Regions from separate parts of the Homo sapiens genome. Here region 2 is linked to region 1. A link is a contact called in ENCODE Hi-C or POLR2A ChIA-PET data. All regions are on one chromosome and are shown on one strand. The core of a region is the stretch at or near the end of the contact, and the rest is flanking DNA. Distances in the headings are between cores, read along the strand shown.

Region 1 (7,435 bases), core at 2,898-5,397:
TTTGGCATTAATCCAATCTGACAATCTTTGCCTTTTAACTGAATTGCTTAGTTGTTTTTTTATACAAACCAAGTCTCAACAAGTTTCAAAGGACTACACCCACACAGCATATGTTCTCTGATCTTAGTGAAATTAAACTAGAAATCAGCAAAAGAAAAATAACTTAAAAAGTCCTCACATGTTTGAAAATCAAGCAATATACTAGATAACCATGTCCCAAAAAAGGAACCACAATAAAAATTAGAAAACTTTTTGACCTGAAAAATAAAAAAAAAAAAAAGAGATTCCTGAATGATCACCTTACTTGGGGGAAAAAAAACAAAGATCCTTGACAGCCTACCTCATATCACATACAAAAGTTAATTTGAAATAATATCCCTAAATGTGAAAAGACAAACAATAAAGGTTCAGAAGAAAATTTAGGGAAATATCTTGGGGATAGGGAAGGATTTCTTGAACAAGAAACAAAAAGCAAAAAGCATCAATTTTTTTTTTTTTTTTTTTTTTTTTTTTTTTTGAGATGGAGTCTCACTCTGTCACCCAGGCTGGAGTGCAGTGGCACTATCTTGGCTCACTGCAACCTCCACCTCCCAAGCTCAAGCAATCCTCCTGCCTCAGCCTCCCAAGGAGCTGGGACTACAGATATGTGCCACCACACCCAGTTAATTTTTGTATTTTTAGTACAGACGGGCTTTTGCCATGTTGACCAGGCTGGTCTCGAACTTCTGACCTCAAGTAATCTGCCCACCTCAGCCACCCAAACTGCTGCGATTACAGTCATGAGCCACGGCGCCTGACTGCATCAATCATTTTAAAAAACTGATTAAATTACACTTCATTAAAATCAAGGGCTTCTGTTTATCAAAAGACAATAAAGCAAAAAAAAGTCAAGACTGAGAGAAAATATTTTCTATATATATGTGTATTTATATTGACAAAAGACTAATATCCAAAATATATAAATAATGCTTACAAATCAATAAGAAAAAGACAGACAATCCAATTTTTAAAATGAGAAGAGATTCCCAAATCAAATGGCCAATAAATTTATAAAAAGGTGTTTAATAATATTAGGGAAATGAAAATTAAAATCACAAGATACTACTATATATTTACCAGAATGTTTAAAATTAAAATGCCTAAAAATACTGAGGTCATGGATCAACTAGAATTCTCTTACATTGTTGTGGCAGTATAGATTGGTACAATCATTTTGGAAAATTGTTTGACAGTTTCTAATAAAGCTAAATACATGAATATTATATGTCCAACAGAAATGAGGGCTTATGCCCACCAAGAGACATATGCAAGAAGGTTCATAGCAATATTATTCATAAAAGTCAACAAAACTGCAGACAACCCAAATGTTTATCAACAGAAGAGTGGATAAATTAAAGTATACTCATACAATAGATTATTACTCAGCAATGGAAATAAACCAACTATCACTACATGCAACTTTGATGACTCTCATAGACATAATGTTGAGTGAAAGAAACAAAACACAAAAGAGTATATACTGTATAATGCCATTTATATGAAGTTCAAAATTAGACAAAACTAATCTGGTTTACAAGTTGTGACAGTAGTTAACTTTTGGATGAAATATTAATTGGGGTAGCAAAAGTGAGTTTCCTGGGGTGCTGAGAAGGTTCTGTATCTTGATCTGGGTGGTAGTAACACAGGTACATGCATATGCAAAAGCTTGCCAGCTGTATACTTATGACTTGTACACTTTATGTAAATACCTCAAAAAAGGAACAAAATAACTGTTATCACCTATTATCCACTGTTCTTTGAAAATCATAGTGACTATTTTTATAATTTTCTTTTTTTCTTTCTTTCTTTTTTTGTTTTTTTTGAGACAGAGATTCACTCTTGTCACCCAGGCTGGAGTGCAATGGCACAATCTCCACTCACTGCAACCTCCACCTCCGGGGTTCAGGCAATTCTCCTGCCTCAGCCTCCCAAGTAGCTGGGATTACAGGTGCCCGCCGCCACACCCGGCTAATTTTTTTGTATTTTTAATAGAGATGGGCTTTCACCATGTTGGCCAGGCTGATCTTGATCTCCTAACCTCAGGTGATCCACCTGCCTTGGCCTCCCAAAGTGCTAGAATTACAGGCATGAACCACTGTGCCTGGCCCATAGTGACTATTTTTTACAACTTGAACTCTTATTGTTGGTAAGAGTCCAGTGACTCTAGAACATAGTCTTTGGATCATATTTCAAATTCCTCACACATGTAACTTTCTAGCCAGACCCTGGGCCCCTGCCCTTTACCCACCCGTCAAGGTGTCCAGGAATTTGTGGACTCTCCTACCTGCTCCAACTCCTCCTCAGCATATTTTTGGCGGCTCCGCTCATTCTCAGTACCCTCCCGCAGCTCCTTCAGCCGCTGGGCTTCCTGCTTAGCAAGGTTGATCTCATCGCGCAGCTTCTTTTCCAGATGGACCTTCTCCACCTCCACTGTGCGGTGCTCCTCCTGGGCCTTGTGCAGCCTGGGGGGGCAATGCAGGGAGCTGGAGGAGGCCAGGCAAGGGGGTGCCAGCCAACATGCCATGAGTCATGGCATCAAAGAGGAAAATGACAGCTCCAACTCTCAGCATATATTCTCCCTGCTCTGCTGTGTGTCTGGCTCTGAGCTAGCTCAAGGCCCATAGAAACCACAGTCATTACCTAATTCACACACTGACCATCATTTTGCTGCCAGTAATCAAGGCTATGAAGCCAGGCTCTCAGGCATCTGAATCCCTCCTCGAAACTATCTCATACTAAAATCATAACAAGTACCAGTTTACAAGGTATTTCCCATTTGTCCTCCCAGCAGATAATGATATATTGGTATCATTATCAGCCTGGGACAGGCAGATACAGAGTCTTGCAACTTGTAGGAAGAACTGAGGCTAGAATTCCAATCTGTGTGACTTCAAATGCCACAATTATTCCTCTTATGTAGTGGTATCTAGAAAGTTCAATGAATGTAGAATACCCTGCAAGCTTGACAAAAAGATCCAGGGAAAACCTAATGGCTGAGAAATGACTGGGGTGGTAGCAGAGGGGTGGATTAGGGAAGATGAGGAGGAACTATTGAGCTAGGAGTCCTCTTGGACTCCTGAGCTTCTGTTCCCAGAAGCACAAAACAAATTAAATTTATGCCAAAGGACTCAGGAGAGTCCCCTGCTGCCCCCAGGCCCTGAGTTCCTTTCCTAAGTATCTTCCTTAGTGGATAAGATCTCAAGGGCATGAGTTATAATGTAAGTCTACCCTTGCACCGTCACACACATTCCCTCAGTTCACCGACAAAACCTTCCATCCAGCTAAACAAGCCTTCCCGCTTCTTCACTTCTTTCCTCCACACGGCTATCTATGTTAATACACTCATTCATTCATCTATTCATTCACCGAGTTCTTTCAAGTGCCTACTAAGTGCCAAGCCCTGTGCTAAGCCCTAAATACGTGGCGATAAATCAGAAAGCTCTCCCTGCCACTGAGGAGCTCATGATTTACTCCAACAAAGACAAGTAGACAGATAACTGTATTCAGTGTGACAAATTCTATAATAGAAAGAGATAGATATAGATATATAAGGTCTTGGGTCTTCCCAAAAGATGGAGTCATCAGCTCTGCCTGAAAGGAGTCAGGGAAAGAAAGAGAGACTTGGGCTACACCCAGAACAAAGACTGAGAGTTTGCTAATCCCTTTGGAAGAGAAAACGGACTTTACTGTCTGGTCTTCCTTTCTAAGTAAAAACCACCAGGTTACCAGGGGACCAGATTAGGAAGGAGAAAGGATGGTGAAGAAGAGATAAGATATATAGCTTAGACTTGAGGTATAGAAAAGAAAGGATAGACTACAGAACAAGAAGGACCCCTAGAGAACACTGACCACTGAGATAATTAAGTAGATGAAACAAACAGAACTCAATCTGTAAAAAAAAAAAAAAAAAAAAAACCTCTAAGTCCAGAGCTATCAGTGGCGGAGACTTCAAAAGACATCATGGAACAAGCAAGGAGGTAAGAAGAGGAAATGTTAGGCTGCAAGCTTCCCGCAAATTGTGATCTGCCTAATTTGTCCCTGAAGAGAAAGGGAGTTGAACCCCCTGAAAATGAACACCAGATGGCGATATATGCATAGGCAAAGACAAATCAGAGGCGCCATTTCCTGCCATCTCCTTCCCTTGCTGAATATCCTCCTTTACTGTACTCTTCCATGACCCAACTATATAAAGTTACACCATTAAGGATTCACTTCTTCACTGAAATACTGTCCTTTTATGAAAGCAGCCTCTTGAGAAAAGCCAATACTATGATATGTCTGTCCTTTATAATAATAGCGAGCTCCTTTAAAGTAGAATCAAGACTGACACCCTTTCATAGTTCCAATAAGGTCTGTTAGAGATGGAGAACAATAATCATTGTTGGGTGTAGAAATGAGCAAATAAGTATACAATTAAGCACTGCCCCACTCCAAGGCAACAACAATTAGCATTGCAATTAGTCCTGGCTCTAAGCAGTTGTGTGACTATGAGCAAGTTTTGCCTGTTTTGGGAATCAAAATTCCTGCCTGCCTCAAATAATTATCTTGAAACTCAATGAAATCCTAACTGGACTGTATATGTAGAATTATATTTATTCACATAAATTATCAGGAACTCTGTAATAAAGCTCTGTGAAAGCTGGCATTGCAGGTCTGTTAATACAAGGAGGAACCAGGTGGCATGTGGGCTCTGGACACTCAGAGGAGGATATATGTGTGCATGTGTGCAAGCCTATCTCTAGGGGGAAAAGGGGAGGGGTGTCTTTGTCTCTTTCTAAGTGCCACAGTGGTCATTTAGCTCTGGAAGCTTTAGGGAGCAGGGAGTGCTGGGAGCTTAGTTTTATCCCCAAACTTGGAATGTCTCCTGCCTAGATTCTTTTGCCTTTGGAATGGAAACAGTACATGTTTTTCAAACAAATGAGGTATGGGGACTGCTCAGACAGCAGCAGTTAGCTCCTAACTGGCAAAGGGCCCAAGAACAAGGGGCCCAGCAAAGTAGCCAGGAATCAGCTTAGAGATCAGACCCCTCTTGCTCCCTAGAAGCCCAGCCCATGGAAATAAATCCAATAAGTCTGCTACCTCAGTAGAGGCAGCACCCTGGAGTGTCAAAATTCCTAGTTCACTACTTACTGATATATGACCCTGAACAAAGCACTTACCCTCTCTGAGCCTTCATTTCCCCAACTCTAATAGTACCTACTTCAAAGGGCCATAGTGATTAAAAGTAATAATGCATTTAAGTATTTAACAATACCTGGCTCACAAGAAGTCTTGTCCCTACCCCTCCAAATTAAATAGTGTTTACCATTTAAAAATAACACAATGGCTGGGCACAGTGGCTCAGGCCTGTAATCCCAGCACTTTGGGAGGCTGAGGTAGACCTCTTGAGTCCAGGAGTTCAGGAAAAGCCTGGGCAACACAGCAAGACCCCTGTCTCTACAAAAAATAAAAAAATTAGCCAGGCATGGTGGCATGCACCCAGCTACACAGGAGGCTGAAGCAGGAGGATCTCTTGAGCCCAGGGGGTGGAGGCTGCAGTGAGCCATGTTCATGCTATTGAACTTCAGCCTGGGCAACAGAGCAAGACCCAGAGTCAAAATAATAATAATAATAATAAATAGAAATAAATGAAAAGACAAGACTTCATTTCCTTTTACATGAATTCCTGCAAAGACTTCCCAACTAGAGTCCCTAGGCTTCCAGAATCATTTTCTAAAAGACAGTCTTGAATAGACCTCTCCTCTTCTCGAAAACAAAACAACCAAAAAAACCTGATTTGACTCTCTATTGCCTTCTGCATCCTACTAACTTCCCCACATGCATCTTAAGGTTCCAGGGATCTGACCCCACCCTATACACTCAACCTTAACACCTAGGACCTCGCTACCCATCTTTAAAGGCTACCTCCTCAGAGTCCCACATCCACTCATCCACCTCTTTGTCTTTCTAGACATTAGCATTCTTATCCTATAAGCTGAGTCTGGAACTAAGTCTGCATTAAGTGTGCTCTCACTGCTGCTTCTTGTGGGTGTGTAAGTTTTTTTTCTCAGGACCAGTGAATTTCTCATAACTGCCATCACAGAACTGGTTCCTAGACGTCAGGACTGACTGACTGACTGACGGGCACTCTCTTTTCACAGTTAAATCTTCTGCCATAGTTTTGAAGTCACATTTTATTTTAACAGAATCCCAGACCATCTGAGTTGGAAGTGTTCTCCTAGGAGAGTTTAGCATTCTCCAAGGTCAATCCCTTCATATTACCAATGAGGAAATAAATCCTGGGAGGGAAAGAAATTTATCCAAAGTTATATAGCAAGTTAGTGTTTATGAGATTTAGACTCCTTATAAGAAAGAACTAAGGACAGTAAGAAGGAAGGTTTTGAGGTTTCTTTGGGGAACAGTAAAGAACAGTTCATTACATCTATTTATATGCTAGGAGAAGCAGTCCAGAGACAGGCAGAAGGAAGAATGACCCCATAACAAGCAATGGGAAGCTCAAGACCTCTGGCAGCTACACATTTCTCCCTCTGAAGCTAAGAGGCAAAAAAGATAGAAACAAGTTTCTCCCCAGGAGGAATAACTGCCCAATAGCAATTGGAATATCAGCAACCTAAACTTGCAATGCAGTTTTGGAAGGATGATGCAGCCTGGGCTGCCATGCTGACAAGGTCTCAGGGGCCAAGTGGCTCACACCCAGGTGGAAATAGGAGGTTCCCAAGAACTGGCAGGGCCTCACCTTTCCTGAAGGGGCAGGCCTTACCTTTCCTGAAGGTCATGCAGACTCTGCTCAGCTCGGTGTAACCCCTCCAAGTCCTTCATCATCTTCTTCATGTGCTCCTTGGAGTAACGGTTCTGGATATAGGCAAACCAGCAGCCGCCCACACCAATAACGATAGACACCACCAGCATGAAGTCCTTGAGGTGATTATGGCGAGTCACTGCCAGAGAGGGGAGGGCATGATGAGTTAGGGTGCCCACTGCACACTTAGCCTTGCAGACTCCACTGCATCCCTCCTCTATGAAGCCTTCCATAACAGACACACTCTCCCACTGAGAAGGAATTAGTTTCTCTTCTTAGATACACACTTGCCATACACTATTACAGTAAGCTCTATGTCTATCTCTCTGCTAGCCAAGGCTTTGTTTTGAAATGAGAGGCCTTACAGCAATACAGGATGCTTATTAAATCACACTTTCTTAAGATGCAGTGAAGAGGAGAGAACTAGTGCCTTCTCAATATGCCCCAGCCATCTCTGGGCTGGATGAGCCCATATGCCAAGATGTAGTGGCTTCTGTCATACAGGGTAAGCAATTCTAAAGTTCCACAGTAGGTAAATGGAGATGACTGGTATAAAGGATATAAAGCAATGTCACCAGAAGCCTCAGTTCTGGCTGT
Region 2 (7,435 bases), core at 1,403-3,902, 190 kb after region 1:
TACAAAATTAGCTGGGCGTGGTGGCGCATGCCTGTAATCCCAGCTACTCGGGAGGCTGAGGCAGGAGAACTGCTTGAACGGAAGGCAGAGGTTGCAGTGAGCCAAGATCATGCCATTGCACTCCAGCCTGGGCAACAAGAGTGAAACTCTGTCTCAAAAAACAAAAACAAACAAACAAAAAAAATGGTGTCCCATTATAGAGATGTTCATAGAAGGGAGCACCTAACTAGTGGAAGAAGGAGGAGAAACCAATTAAGAGAGCTTCTCGGAGGAAGTGACATTTGAGCTGAGTCTTGAGGAACAATTATAATTTCAACCACCAGAGAAAAGAAGGATATTCTAGACAAAGAGAAAAGCATGAGCACAGGCTGAGACATGAAAGAGCTAGGTATATTTAAAGGCTAGTGGGTGATTTTTAAGTCAAGAAAGGTTTGCCCCAAAATGTTTTTAAAAAAGATAAATGTCTAGTATCCAGAATATATAAAGAACTCTTACAATAACAAAAAAACAAACAACTTAGTTTTAAAAAATAGACAAAGAACTTAGACATTTCTCCAAAGAAGATATACAACTAACCAACAAGTACATGAAAAGATGATCAATATCATTAGAGATTAGAGAAATGCATGTCAAAACCACAATGAGGTACTATTTCATAACCACAGTGAGGCACTATTTCATATCCACAAGAATGGTTATAATAAAAAAAATAACAAACTTTGGTGAAGATGTAGAGAAACTAGAACTTTAGTCCATTGCTGGTATAAGTAAAAAGTGGTTCAGCTGCTGTGAAAAAGAGTTTGTTGGTTCCTCAAAAACTAAACAGAATTACCATATAACCTAGCAATTCCACTCCTAGGTATGTACCCAAAAGAACTGGAAACAGGTACTCAAACAGGTACATGTACACACATATTCTTTTTTCTTTTTATTTTAAGTTCCGGGGTACATATGCAGGATGTGTAGGTTTGGTACATAGGTAAACGGTGCACACAAATTCTTAACAGCACTATCCACAAGAGCCAAAAGGTGGAAACAGCCCAAATTGCCCACGTGTGGATGAATAGATAAACAAATTATTGTATAAACATACAATGAAATATTACACAGCCATAAAAAGGAATGGAGTGGCCAGGCATGGTGGCTCACACCTGTAATCCCAGCACTTTGGGAGGCTGAGGTGGGCGAATCACCTGAGGTCGGGAGTTCAAGACCAGCCTGGCCAACATGGAGAAACCCCGTCTCTACTAAAACTGCAAAATTAGCTGGGCGTGGTGGCGCACGCCTGTAATCCCAGCTACTCGGGAGGCTGAGGTAGGAGAATCGCTTGAACCCAGGAGACAGAGGTTGCGGTGAGCCAAGATCGCACCATTGCACTCCAGCCTGGGCAACAAGAGCGAAACTCTGTCTCAAAAAAAAAAAAAAAAAAAAAAAAGGAATGAAGTGCTGATACATGCTACAATATAGATGAACCTCTAAAACTTACTTTCCCTTATGCTAAGTGAAAGAAGCCAGACACAATACATCATATGATCCCATTATAATCATATGATCAAGGCCGGGCGCCGTGGCTCACATCTGTAATCCCAGCACTTTGGGAGGCTAAGGCAGGTGGATCACCTGAGGTCAGGAGTTCGAGACCAGCTTGGCCAACATGGCGAACCCCGTCTCTAGTAAAAATACAAAAATTAGCCAGGTGTGGTAGTACATGCCTGCAATCCCAGCTACAGGCAGGAGAATCACTTCAACCCAGGAGTCGGAGGCTGCAGTGAGCAGAAAGCACACCACTGCACTCCAGCCTGGGCTACAGAGCGAGATTCCATCTCAAAAAAATAAATAAATAAAAATAAAATAATCGGCCGGGCACGGTGGCTCACGCCTGTAATCCCAGCACTTTGGGAGGCTGAGATGGGCAGATCATGAGGTCAGGAGATGGAGACCATCCTGGCTAACAGGGTGAAACCCCATCTCCACTAAAAATACAAAAAAATTAGCCGGGTGCTGTGGCGGGCACCTGTAGTCCCAGCTAATCGGGAGGCTCAGGCAGGAGAATGGCATGAACCCGGGAGGCGGAGCTGGCAGTGAGCCGAGATCATGCCACTGCACTCCAGCCTGGGCAACAGAGAGAGACTCCATCTTGAAAAAATAAATAAATAAAATAAAATAATCATATGATCAATAGATCATATGATTCCATTTATATGAAATATCCAGAATAGGTAAATCTATACAGACAAAACACAGATACACAGATTGATGGCTGCCAGGGGAAAGGGAGAGGGGGAATTAGGAACAACTGCTTAACAGGTATGGATTTCCTTAGGGTTGATGAAATAGTTTTGAACTACATTTATGATAGTACTAAATCCCACTGAATTGTACACTTTAAAATGATTAATTTTATGTTATGTGATTTTCCTTTTTTTTTTTTTTTTTAATAAACGGCCTACGTCACCATACTCTAAAAGGAAAAACTCAAAAGTCACTGTTTTCCCATCCAGCTGCCCCTTCCTGCCTCTTCAGGAAGCCTGCTCTCCCATCCTGCAGCCGTCCAAACCTGCCATTTTAGCAATGAGTTATGCTCCACTGGTCAGATTTTCTAGTCATTTCCTGTGTGTCAGGCAGTCTAAAGTCCCTAGTGAGAAAGCAAGCTCCCTTTTAAATAGGATGTATTGGTCCATGTATCTCATCCTCTTTCCAGACAGACCAGGTCATGGTTGAGGAGTAAGGGAAAGGGGCTGACTGACCTCTTTTGAAGCAGCAATTTGGAGTGGTGCTAGCAGAGAGCTAGAGGCTGGGTGACCAGGGAGGCCAGAGATATAACCATCGCACGATGGTCTGAATATGATTTATTTTTCTTTTGGGGAGGGGCAGGGGTTTAGGAAGAGTAGGGAAGTATTTAACAAACAGCTTTGGAGCAATATCTGGTTTCAGAAATAACTAAAATCTCTCAATAACAACTGTGTTCTTGACTTTCCAGAACCAACAATTCTAATGCCAAAGTTCTTCAGAAAAACATGAAAGATTTTACTCCCAAAGTTTGACACTGAAACCATCCCCCAGCTGTCCACAAACTATTTTCATTGCCCTGAGAAGGCACTGGAAACTTGGGAGACGGGAGACTTTGGGAACAGCATTCAAGCTCATCCTCTATCAGCCAATAGCTTCCAAGGTAGTCATCACTAATGCTTGGAAATCAAGACACGAGAAGTAACCTGCAAGGGTCACAGGTGCTAGCAGGCTTCTAATGCCCTTCAGGCACCTTAAACTTAAAGTAGTATTGGCAATAAAAACCAACAACAAATACTGTTTTCACAGGCCATTATGTGGCCCTTAAATACATTCTCTCAGTGGCCCTAAGGCTCAGAGAGATTAATGATTTACTAAGGGTCATGAGGCCAGCAAACAACAGCAAAGCCAGATTTCAAACTCTGGCCTGACTGCTTGCAAACTCATGCCATTGCCACAACACAAAAGTGCCCAGCACCACACATCCTGTCCTGCTTCCTGGATCTCCATGAGAGTGTGTTCTGACCATTCATAATAATCTAATGCTTCTTAGTTCAACATTAATCCTAATAGCCACAGAAAGAGAATTCTCTCGGCAATAGCAACCCAGAACACTGATGCCACTGAGAAGTACCTAAGATTGATATCTGGGCTACTTTACCATTCACTGGGTCACCAACCAAACCTCCTAAAAACCCACAAGGTAGATGTTCTGCCTTGAGTGACCCTTGAAGGCAAGAGGGGAAATGGTAAGGAAAAAAACAAATGTAGAAGAGCCTGCAGATAAAATTCTAAGCCAGAAATTAGTAAACCTGAGATATAGTTTCTGTTCTGCCCCTAATTACATATATGACATTGGGAAGTCACCTGCTTTCTTTGAATTTGTTTACAATAATATGGAGATAACAATCCCCTCCTGTCCCACCTCACAGAGCAGCTGTGGGCATGATAAGCAAAAAGACAGGTCTTAAACAGTGGAGTGATTTGTAAAGTGCAGAGCACAAACCAATCTGGGGAGTTATTATAATATGACTACCATCAGTTGGCTGGGGAGAAGATTAATGTCCACGAAACCAACAGAAAGTGAAACAGTAGATAATTAGGTGACAAATTATATGGTACAGACTAAGAAGATTATAATCTAGAAAGGGAAGTCCCTGGAATAAGTCAGAAAAACTACAGAGAAAAGAATGAACAGGATTGGAGGGTTTTGGAAAGCCATAGCCAGAGGAAAATGTATAGCTAGGGAAAAGAGGTATGAAACGCTGGACGCAGTGGCTCATTCCTGTAATCCCAGCACTTTGGGAGGCTGAGGCATGTGGATCACCTGAGGTCAGGAGTTCGAGACCAGCCTGGCCAACATGGTGAAACCCCGTCTCTACTAAAAATACAAAAATTAGCTGGGTGTGGCGGTGTGCACCTGTAGTCCCAGCTACTCGGGAGGCTGAGGCAGGAGAATTGCTTGAACCCGGGAGGCGGAGGTTGCAGTGAGCCAAGATCACGCCACTGCACTCCAGCCTGGGTGACAGGGCGAGACTCCGTCTCAAAAAAAAAAAGAGGTATGAAGAAGAGGAAAGCAACAGTACTAGAGGAGATGCTGTGTGTTGGGATGTCAAGGAGGCCACAATGGGTAGGCACGATAAGGCCAAACTGTCGGGGGAAGATAGGCAGCCGAGCAGCTGGGGCAGGACGCAGCTAGCAATAGGAACCCACTGCAGCTAACATGAGCTATGGGGAGGGCAGAGCTAGATTTTACAGCAAGCATTTATTGGGCACTAACAACATGGTAAGCACTGTCATAGGGAATGGTGACACAAAGATAGGTAAGACATAAGCCCTGCTCTCATGACTCTGCATTTGAATCCCAGCTCTTCCATTTGCAGAGCAACATGGACATCAAGGGAACACATTCTGTAATGAGACAGACCTGGTTTCAAATCCCTGCACTGACACTGCCAGATGAGTGACCTTCCACAAGTAACCAAAGCTCTTTAATTCCCAGTTTCCTCATTTGCATTGAAGAAGTAATAATTATCTTTCATAGGATCAAAAAAAAAAAGAAACTTCATATGTGCTTTTCAGGCACATGATAAATAATAACTTATTATCATTAACTAGCTTTGTGACCTTGGGTAAGTTGCTTAACCTCTCTGGGCCTCAGTTTCATCATATGTAAAACAAGACTAATTATAGCTACCTCACAAAGTTGTTGTGAAGATTAAAGAAAATTATTGGTGTAAAGCACCTAGCCTAGAGAAACAGCTCAGCAAAAGTTCCCTTTTCTTCCCTCTGTCTCTTCGTTCCTTAACCCTCCTCCTTTCCCTTCTCCCCAGACCATATGTGAGATCTCCCCTACAGCAATGCTCAGCTCCCGAAGGAGGGCAATGAGGACACAGCCAGGACCCTTACTGATTCCACTCCTAGAGAGCACCAGGCCCATTTAACCCCAAACCAAGTCTAACTTACCAACGCTTGACCACTCCTATCCAGGAACATGTTCTTTACTCACTTCTCGCCTAGTGACTTCAATTCACAAGCAAGAAGTCCTTTTTACCTGAAAGCCAAACAATTCCTCCCTGCTTACTCATTCTCCCAAGAAACTAACTAGAAGAGAAAGCATCAGTGTCTAAAATGCTGATCAGAGAGAGGAGACTGGTATTCCCAGTGCTTTAGAATGATAGGATAAAAGGAGAGGTCCTGGGCACCCTTGCTGGGAGACAGATAAATCCTACTGGCCCTTGTGCATATATGACAAGGGCAGGCAAACCTGCTGCAACTCCCAACAGTTCTGGGAATGCCTGAGAACAAGGCCCTCGGCCTGCTAGAGTTACTTAGGCATGAGGGAAAAATTAGGTATTCACTAGTAAAGGTCAACTTATAAATACCTGATTAACCCAAGCAAACACACTCTGCTCTACCTTATGTGAGAATTTACAACTGATCCGGAACAGAAGTCAAGCTGAGTACACGTTTTCAAAGCTATAACTAACAATTATTGAGGTATTTGGCAGGGTGGGGATAGGGGATTGACGGCTGGCTACAAAAGCCCATGCAAATCAGCTAAGTCCAGAGTCTCCACTGAAAGCTGCTTCTTCTGGAACAACAACCTCTGAACAAACCTACAGTGTAAATGTGACCTTGCTAGAAAGACAAGAGCCAGCCCTCCCATGAAGACCATGGGAAATGTAGAGAAGCAAGGCATACCAATTCCAAGATGCTTGCTTAATCCCAGGGAGTTCCTTTTGTGAGGAAATAATAATAATAATAATAATAATGTTGTTCTGTAGGAAGACACTAACAGATCAAGCCTGTGAAGCCATTGTCTAGACTCCCCCAGGTAGCTCTAACTGCTTTTTCCCCTGCACTCCCATCACACTTTGCAAACCATCAAGGGGAAATGAAAGAAACTATCTTTCCTTAAGCGCTTACTGTAAAGCCTTATAGAAAAGGTTTTAATCTTTTTTTTAAACAACTCTCCCAATAACCAGCTAATCCTAGTCCTATTTTATTTATAAATGAAGAAACTGAGCAACGCACTCAGTAAAGGGGCTGGGCAGAACCCAAATATGAACCTGGTCTGTCTGATTCCAAATCGTAAACTTTCTTTCAACAAATATTTTTTGAGAGCCTACTACATGCCAGGCACTACTCCTGGTGAATACATAACAGTGCATGAGACAGACAAGAACCCTATCTTTATGGGGTTTTCATTCTAAACCAAACTGCCTCCATATTTTACCACATCATGTATTTAGTAGGTAGATATCAGTATTTCTTTATCTTCAACCAGGCAGGACTCAATAAACATGTATTGAAGGCCAGACCCAGTGGCCCATAATTCCATCACTTTGGGAGATGGAGGCAGGAGGATCACTTGAGCCCAGGAGTTCGAGACCAGCCTGGGCAACACAGTGAAACCCTGCCTCTACAAAAAATAAAAATAAAATCAGTCAGGTGTAGTGGCATGTGCCTGTAGTCCCAACTAATCAGGAGGCTGAAGCAGGAGGATTGCTTGAGCCCAAGAGCTCAAGGTTGCAGTGAACCACGATCATACCATAGCACTCTAGCTGGAGTAACAGAGTGAGACCCTGTCTCCCAAAAACAAAAGAAATGAATGTAGTCCTTTCCCTCAACTCACAGGAATTCCTCTCAGCTGCTACCCAAACAGCATTCAACTGTTTATCCATTAATTTTGCATCCTTCTTCCTACCTAGGTCTGTTTATCCATTAATTTTGCATCCTTCTTCCTACCTAGGTCTAGCCATATCTTAAACCAAAAGCTTCCTTACAGTGCTAGCAAATTGGCTCCAGCCACCCACTAAGTATGACAATAATAGTATTTCATAGTTTACAAAAGACTTTCACATACATTATCTTACTTAACCCTCATAAAATTAAACAAGATAGGTATTATTCCCTTTAACAC

The links. A loop is a pair of places that touch in the nucleus more often than their neighbours do. ChIA-PET counts read pairs that join two places held with the same protein, here RNA polymerase II (POLR2A). Pooled maps may share reads with other maps.
Region 2: a map of naive thymus-derived CD4-positive, alpha-beta T cell shows a loop between it and region 1 (5-fold over the local background). The contact joins two enhancer-like sites. A Hi-C loop is called at or near these places in 1 of 168 maps with a recorded cell type or tissue (naive thymus-derived CD4-positive, alpha-beta T cell) and 7 of 50 pooled maps. POLR2A ChIA-PET finds 5 or more read pairs at or near these places in 10 of 52 experiments (BJ, Caco-2, GM12878 and 7 more).

What each region holds. Positions count from the first base shown.
Region 1 is chr11:4,069,568-4,077,002 of GRCh38, reverse strand. It overlaps STIM1 (stromal interaction molecule 1), which reads right to left. Exons shown (of 13, transcript NM_001382567.1): 6 at 6,800-6,977; 7 at 2,324-2,501. Among named protein-coding and RNA genes, the nearest start is that of RRM1, 22 kb to the left of the region's middle. RefSeq lists an enhancer at 3,990-4,284. Within about 2 kb of position 4,147, at least 2 of the 41 ENCODE cell types and tissues checked have a DNase peak (open chromatin) inside an H3K27ac peak, as active enhancers do.
Region 2 is chr11:3,876,093-3,883,527 of GRCh38, reverse strand. The region is part of intron 1 of STIM1 (stromal interaction molecule 1); the gene reads right to left. Among named protein-coding and RNA genes, the nearest start is that of PPIAP40, 14 kb to the left of the region's middle. Within about 2 kb of position 2,652, at least 9 of the 41 ENCODE cell types and tissues checked have a DNase peak (open chromatin) inside an H3K27ac peak, as active enhancers do.